Regions from separate parts of the Homo sapiens genome. Here region 1 is linked to region 2. A link is a contact called in ENCODE Hi-C data. All regions are on one chromosome and are shown on one strand. The core of a region is the stretch at or near the end of the contact, and the rest is flanking DNA. Distances in the headings are between cores, read along the strand shown. Region 1 holds the start of ZSCAN23 (zinc finger and SCAN domain containing 23). Region 2 holds the start of ZKSCAN3 (zinc finger with KRAB and SCAN domains 3).

Region 1 (3,874 bases), core at 1,075-3,574, 94 kb before region 2:
AAAATAATTAATTCAAATAAGGTATTTATACAGCTATACTCCCTTAATGGGATATAATTCAAAAACAAAACAAGCAAAGAAATTTTGAATTCTACATAGTAGATATGTTATTGCTAGTGATGTATTGGTATTATAATCTTGAAACTATTTTGTTTATAAGAAACTATTTTGTTTGAGTGAATTTATTTATGCTGTTGGGAGCCAGAGTTTTCACTGTGGGTGAAAAGAAAAAAAACAAATGTGCAACGGTGAAAAATGTAAAAGAATTCTGTGGAGTTGTTTTTGAACAGAAAGTATCTTATAAAATCCTCCATATATATATTATATATGTATATGGAGGATTTTATATCTGTATATAATATATATTATGTACATAATATATAGTATATAATATATTATATATGTTATATATAATACACATATATATAATATAAAATCCTCCGTATATAATATATAATATATAGGATAATATGTAATATGTATTATATATAATATATAATATATGATATATAGGATAATATATAATACGTATTATATATAATATATTATATATATAACATATTCATATATTCTAGCTCTTGTACACTGAAGGAGCCTAGAGGCAATAATATGTCCTAGTAGTGAGAGGTGAAGCTGGCTGGGCTTCCGGTTAGGGTGGGGACATGGAGAACTTTTCTGTCTAGCTAAAGGATTGTAAACACACCAATCAGCACTGTGTCTAGCTGAAGATTTGTAAATGCACCAATCAGCACTCTGTGTCTAGCTGAAGATTTGTAAATGCACCAATCAGCACTCTGTAAAAATGCACCAATCAGCACTCTGTGTCTAGCTAAAGGTTTGTAAACACACCAAGCGGCACTCTGTAAAGATGGACCAATCAGCACTCTGTAAAATGGGCCAATCAGCAGGATGTGGGCGGGGCTGAATAAGGGAATAAAAGCTGGCTACCACCCCCGCCCCAGTCAGCAGTGACAACCTGCTAGCATTGATTTTTGTGCTGTGGGATCTTTGTTCTTTCCCTTTTCACAATAAAACCTTACCACTTTTCAGTTTTTGGGTCTGCACTACTTTTAAGCATTGTAATGCTCACTACGATGGTCTGCAGCTTCAGTCCTTAAGTCAGCGAGACCACGAACCCACCAGAAGGAAGAAGCAACTGCAGGCACGCCACCCTTAGGAGTTGTAACACTCACTGCAAAGGTTTACGACCTCACTCCTGAAGTCAAGTGAGACCACGAACCCACCGGAAGGAAGAAACTCTGGACGCATCTGAACAGCAGAAGGAACAAAGTCCAGACACACCATCTTTAAGAACTGTAATGCTCACCGTGAGTATCCGCGGCTTCATTCTTGAAGTCAGAGCAGGAACCCACTGGAAGGAGCCAATTCTGGACACAGTAGACTGGCAGGAACCAATGCCAGACACAGTAGCAATGAGGTTATTCATTGCCCGAAATCCAGATCTTGGTTTCTATATACCATTTTTCACTGATGTACTGTAGCTTCATGAAGCAATGGTGATTCTAGGTTTAGGGTAGGAATAGTATAAAATGGGACTGAAATATCTTTTGTGAGAAAGTGAAGTGCACAAAAACTGTTGGGAACTTATCAAAGGACATAGAAACCTGTTTGTGGCCGGGTGCGGTGGCTCACTTCTGTAATCCCAGCCCTTTCGGAGGCCGAGGGAGCGGATCACTTGAGGGACAGGAGTTCAAGACCAGCCTCACTAAGGCATAGTGGTGTGTTCTTGTAATCCCAGATACTCAGGAGGCCGAGACAGGAGGATCACTTGAACCCGGAATGCGGAGGTTGCAGTGAGCTGAGATCGCATCCACTGCACTCCAGCCTGGAGACTTTGTCAAAAAAAGAAAAGAGAGGGAGCAGTGTGAAAGGGCTCCAACTGACCAAATTTTAAATAATTTGAGCATCAACATAATAATAACAGTAATTATTTGTAAAGGAATCCATGAGTTCATCGTGATAAAATGAGACGGCAGGGAAAAGAAAGGGTATTCTTTGCAGGAAATGGCAACTAATAAATGTAGAAATGTGCTTCAGTTTCCTCACCTGTTAAATGGAGATAATTGTACCTAACTCACAGGGTTGTTATGCGGGGTAATGAATTAATACGTGTTAAAACACTATGTTGGCCGTTATTATATTGCCGCGTGGAAGACAATGTGTCACCTAGTATCTCACTTAAGACTACAGACGGGATTCAGAGTGACGACCACAGAGGTGTGGAAACCTCCGGCCTTCCTAGAAGGAACACAGCCGGAACCGCTGTTTCGCGGAGAGCGGGCCGCGGTGACGCATTTCCGGCCTTTGTAGTTTATCATTCTTTGGGCTGCGGTTGTCAAGGATTCAGAGCAGATGTGATCTGCGCTAGGTGGCATCTCCTCTCACGGATGCCTCGGTGAGCTTCGGAGTCGGGCTACCGCTGAGGGGCTTCGGAAGGGCCAGTCTGTGCACTGCGACCTGGACTGGGTGTGGGGATTTGGCGGCAGGGTCTTCTTGGCCAGAGATGGGCCGGGCAGGTGAAGGGCAGAGGAGGTTGCTCCGCAGCCTGGAAGGGCTTTGTTAACCAAAAGTCAGCGTCGTTGCCCCTACCCCTTTCCCCCACCCTATGTCTGTTCCTGAGCTCTTCAACCTCTCTGCCCTGTACTGATGGCACTCTGAACTCTCCGTATCTGCATCTTAGGATTCAAATAGATTCGGATATGAAGAAATGTTTGTATTTTCCGATGTCTTATTCTCTACTGTGGACTTATTTTAAAGAATGAGCAGGGATAGTTTTAAACTATGCCACAGCCTTTCTTAGTCTAACTCACATAGTATAAAGGCTCTTGCTGCTATCGAATTTTTTAAAAGAATAAATAGCATCTACTATGTGCCAGCCCAGCACTGTTCTAAGCACTTTACAAATATTATCTGCTTCTCATAACTCTATGAGATAGACACTATTATTATGTAGACTACACCCCACCTCTCTGTCCCGCCCCTTTTTAAAATTAACATACAAGAAGAAAATGAAGTTAGTAACTTGCCCAAGGTCGTAGAGCGAGTAAGGGGTGTAGGCAGGATTCAAATACAGGCAATTTGGCTCCAGACTCCATTTTCTTAAAACCTTTGCTATGCTAACTCCACTCTGTTCCTATATTAGCTTTACAGCTATAACCCGGGAAGTTACTTCGCTCATTTGAATCCCGTCCTTCTTTTGTACCTCAGTAGTCCTGGGCTTCTAGTTAGGATTTGATTGGAGAGAATATATCTGAAGACGTATATCTTTCAGTGTTTCTGCAAACCTGATGAAACAGCCGTTTTATTGGTTTGTGTGCATGTTTTCACCCACTCATCTTGTTCTTTGAGCAATAGAAAAAGATTACAGTCTTGGCCCTAAGGGAAAGTAGCAACTATTAATTAAACTACCATTGTACCAAAATTGTACATTATCTTATTAAAAGATTAATTTGCATGTTTATATGCCAGGTTTTGTGCAAAAACACTTTGTATGCATTATCTCATTTAATATTCTCAACAAGTTGGCAAGGCAGTTGTTGACCTCATTTCATATATGAGCTTGAGGCTTAGAAAAATCAACTAACTTGCCCAAGATCACTGCGTTAAAATTCACAGATGGCCTGGCACTATGGTTCATGCCTGTAATCCCAGCACTTTGGGAGGCCGAGGTGGGCAGATCACGTGAGGTCGGGAGTTCGAGACCAGCCTGACCCATATGGTGAAACTCCATCCTACTAAAAATGCAAAAATGAGCCAGGAGTGGTGGTGGGTCCCTGTAATCCCAGCTACTCCGGAAGCTGAGGCAGGAGGATTGCTTGAACCTGGGAGGCAGAGGTTGCAAGTGAGCCGAGAT
Region 2 (4,077 bases), core at 867-3,366:
TATCAAATAAATGCAAATGGTGAACCATATTCGGACCCCACTGAAAACAACAACTGTAAAAAGACTGTAAAAAAAAAAAACTCTAGAAATATTTGAGACAATTATTTGAAAATCAAGATAATGATATCAAGGAATTATTGTCAATTTTTTTGCGTGTGATCATGATACTATGATTATATTAAGATAAAAGTCCCTGTATATAAGAAATTGACACTGAAGTACTTGTACTTGTGAGTGAACTAAAATGTTTCCATCTGCAATTTGCTATAAAATGAAAGAGAAGAGAGGGACGAAATGAGGAAAAAAAAGAGATAAAGAGGGGGAGAGGGAGGGAAGGAAAGGAAGACAAAGAAAGGAGGGAGAGGGAAAGAAAGGAGAGAGGGAAAGAGGGAGGAAGTAAAAGGGAAGGAGGGAGACAAAAGGGAAGGAGGAGGAGAAGGGAAGGAAAGAGAGTGGAAAGGAGGGAAAAGAAGAATGAAAGAAAATGACCAAAAGATGATGGCTGAAGCTGAGTCATGGTTATATTGGTGTTCATTGTAACATTCTCTCTACAATTAAATGTGTTTAAATTTCTCTCCAAAATTTTAGAAAATTAAACAATGTCCTAACTTCTTTCCTTCCTGAATAATACAGCCAAAAAGCATTAAGGTAGGGTCAAGGAAGGCGAGAGAGAGCCACAGCCCAACCCAGAGTGAATCTGGAGCCCAAGTGGAATGAGGAGGGTGTCCACGGTGGGGAAGGGAGGAAGTCTATGGCAGGAAAACAACACTGATACATTTATATCATTTATTCCACAAACTCCATTTAGGTTTCACTACCTGGCCCCTACTTGGATCTGAGCCAAACTGATCACAGTGGGAAGGCACAAGATTGGGAAATTGGTTGCCAACACAAAGTATTTATCAAATCAGTAAATATACTGAAGATAAGGAAAGGAAAGTTTCTCATTAACAGAAAAGAGTTACAAGTCTATGAAAGAGCTAACCCTGTAAAAGTTGGGTTGAAATGAAGGGTGTTAGTATGAAGCCAGTTTCAGGCTAGGGCGTTCCTGGAAGCTCGAAAACTGGTGGATCTCCAGCACTAAGCAGGACATCAGATTTTTGCAAAAACCAGGGGTCCTAGTCCTTTTTCACTATTAAAAACTTCTATTGTTCCTCCTAATCTCCAGCCAAGGAAAAGGTACCCCCGAGTCTTAAAGCCTTTGAGAGTTTGAGTATCACAACGTCCAACACAAACCAGTTTTGGTCTTTGCTTTGGGATAGGCTCTTTTTCAGAGTATCTTATTTTTCCCTCCTAAAATATAGAAATCATCCATTACAAAGTGAATTGATGAATGACAGTAAAATTGAAAGCAACCGTACAAAAGCCAGTCACTAATGTGTCATCATAGTTATAAATAATAATAGTACCACTAATAAAAGCAAATCTTTAAATCATGCTTACTCTGCACCTTACCCATACGAATGCATTCAATCCTCACAACAACCCAGTGAGTTAGGGAATATTATCCCCATTTTACAAAATAGTAAAATGAGGCAGAGAGAGAGCTTAGGAACTAGTGAAAAGTCACACAGCCAGTAAGTGGCAGAGGCAGGATTTGAACCAGGTAATCTGACTCCAACGTTCTGGCTCTTGGCCAGTACCACAGAATAATTTAAAGACCTTGAAACTGACCTTGTTACCAGGCAGTGCAAAAATGTAACGGCTCCCATTCTCGAGGCTTGTCTATGTGACCCATGCATCCCGTCTCCAAATACCCTCAAGAACCGACCCGGACACTCGGTAACGGCCCTAAACAAGGGACACCCATATTGGGCTCTACGCAGGAACGCCGAGGACCACTTCATTCCGCCGCAGAGCGCCCTTCCCTCCCCCACGGCTTCTCGCAGGGGTCTCCCTCCTTGGGAGCCGAGGCTGCAGGAACTGGGGAGGGAAGGGCCTCTCTCCACAAACACACACACACACACACACACACACATACTCCTGCAAACGCACCTCTACCCGGGGACAAAAGAACTGCAGGACCGACAGGAGGAGAGCCGCGGGATGAGATTTAACCCCACAGTGGAAGGCCGACGCCGATTCACCCCATACTCACAAAGTGCTTGAAACTAGCAAACCACCCGCAGGGCGGGGCACAGAAGCCACTTCCGGGCCTCTCTAGCCACCTCCCTGACAGACTCTGTCGTTTGCTAGCTCGGCACCTTGTGTCCCCTCCCCTTTTGCTATTAAAGAGGCTTTTAAATTTTTATTTTTCCAGCTATAACTAAGGGAGAAAGGCAAGGTGCAGAATTATTTTCATAATTTGCTATATTTGCGAATAGAAGAGAGTAAAAAGAATCTAAATTATGTGTGCGTGTGTGGCACAAAGAAGCCCTGGAAAAATCGGAAAATTAATAATGGTGGTTACCTACGAGAGGTGAACGGTCAGAAACTGAGTGAAAACGGGGACAAGAGTGAGAAGGAAAGTGTTAGGGTGCATGTTTTAAATGTACTTTTAATTTTAGAGTTGATTGCATTGCCTAATTAGAATATGAATTCTAAATACATAAATTTTAAGGAACATGCTGCGTGGTTTACATAAAAAATCCAAGATAATCTAACACTCAAATTATGATGATTAATAAGAGAGTTTAGCAAGTTGGCTGGACTTTTTAAAATTCATGTTCACAATCACATTCTCCATCAAAATTATAAAAATAGAATTTTTAAAAGACATCTATCACAGAAGCAAATACTTACAAAAGATACCTGAATGGAAACATTAGTAACTTTATTCATTAGGGATAAGTAGTTGAAATATATACCTATATATATGAGACATATATATACACCTATATATATGAGACATATATATACACCTATATATATGAGACATATATATACACCTATATATATGAGACATATATATACACCTATATATGAGACATATATATACACCTATGTATATGAGACATGTATATACACCTATGTATATGAGACATGTATATACACCTATGTATATGAGACATGTATATACACCTATGTATATGAGACATGTATATACACCTATGTATATGAGACATGTATATACACCTATGTATATGAGACATGTATATACACCTATGTATATGAGACATGTATATACACCTATGTATAAGACATGTATATACACCTATGTATATAAGACATGTGTATACACCTGTATATGAGACATGTATATACACCTATATATATGAGAACTCAATATCATAAAGATATCATTCCTTCCTAAATTGATACACAAATCCAGTACAAAGCAAATCAAGATTCCAATTGTGCTCAGTGGAACTTGACTAGTTGATTTTAAATGTATATGGAATAATGAAAGAGTCACGAATCCGAGACATTTTTAAAACAAATGAAGGAGCTGCAGAAACTTGCCCTATATAATTTATTATAAAATTATAGCAGCTAAGACAATATAGTATTGGCACAACTACAGACAAATAGACCAATGAAACAGAACTGAGGACTGAGCAACAAACATGTATGTGTGGATGCTTGATATATGGTGGAAATTGCATTACAAATCAGTGAGGAATAAAGGAGCTACTTGACAAATAGTACTGTAATATTTGGATATCTAAATGGAAAAATGAAATAAAATTGGGTTTCTACTTTATATGTTGCACAAAAAATCAATTCCAGTCAGCTAACTTTCAGACTTTTAAAAGAAAATTTAGAATAATTGCTCTTTTTTCTATTCACAAGTTTGCTTCTATAGAATCATTTTTTTATGAGCTCAAGTAAAACAAGATTTCTTTTAAACTGCATAAACATACAAACTATAAGGAAAACAATAAATAAATTTGACCTCATTAAAAATTAAAACTATATCAAAAGATACTAGAAACTAATGGTAAAGACAATTAAATTAAAAGGTTGGGAGAAGATATTTGCAACACATATAGTCAACAAAGGATCAGTCCACTGAATATATAATAAACATCTACAAATGAATAAGAGAGAAAAAAGCCAACAATCATACAGAAAAAAAATGGCAAAAAATATGCACAGGCAATTCCCAGAGAGGAATCTCGAATGACCAATAAACAT

What was found. A loop is a pair of places that touch in the nucleus more often than their neighbours do. Pooled maps may share reads with other maps.
Region 1: a map of CD4-positive, alpha-beta T cell shows a loop between it and region 2 (2.3-fold over the local background). The contact joins the promoter of ZSCAN23 here to the promoter of ZKSCAN3 in region 2. A Hi-C loop is called at or near these places in 1 of 168 maps with a recorded cell type or tissue (CD4-positive, alpha-beta T cell), 2 of 37 single-sample maps with no recorded cell type and 10 of 50 pooled maps.

The regions. Positions count from the first base shown.
Region 1 is chr6:28,441,941-28,445,814 of GRCh38, reverse strand. ZSCAN23 (zinc finger and SCAN domain containing 23) reads left to right here and starts at 2,324. Exons shown (of 4, transcript NM_001012455.2): 1 at 2,324-2,416. RefSeq lists enhancers at 2,142-2,221, 2,392-2,441, 2,015-2,525.
Region 2 is chr6:28,347,986-28,352,062 of GRCh38, reverse strand. It overlaps ZKSCAN3 (zinc finger with KRAB and SCAN domains 3), which reads right to left and starts at 2,116. Exons shown (of 6, transcript NM_024493.4): 1 at 1,996-2,116. It also overlaps a transcript of ZSCAN31 not described here. RefSeq lists an enhancer at 1,822-2,181.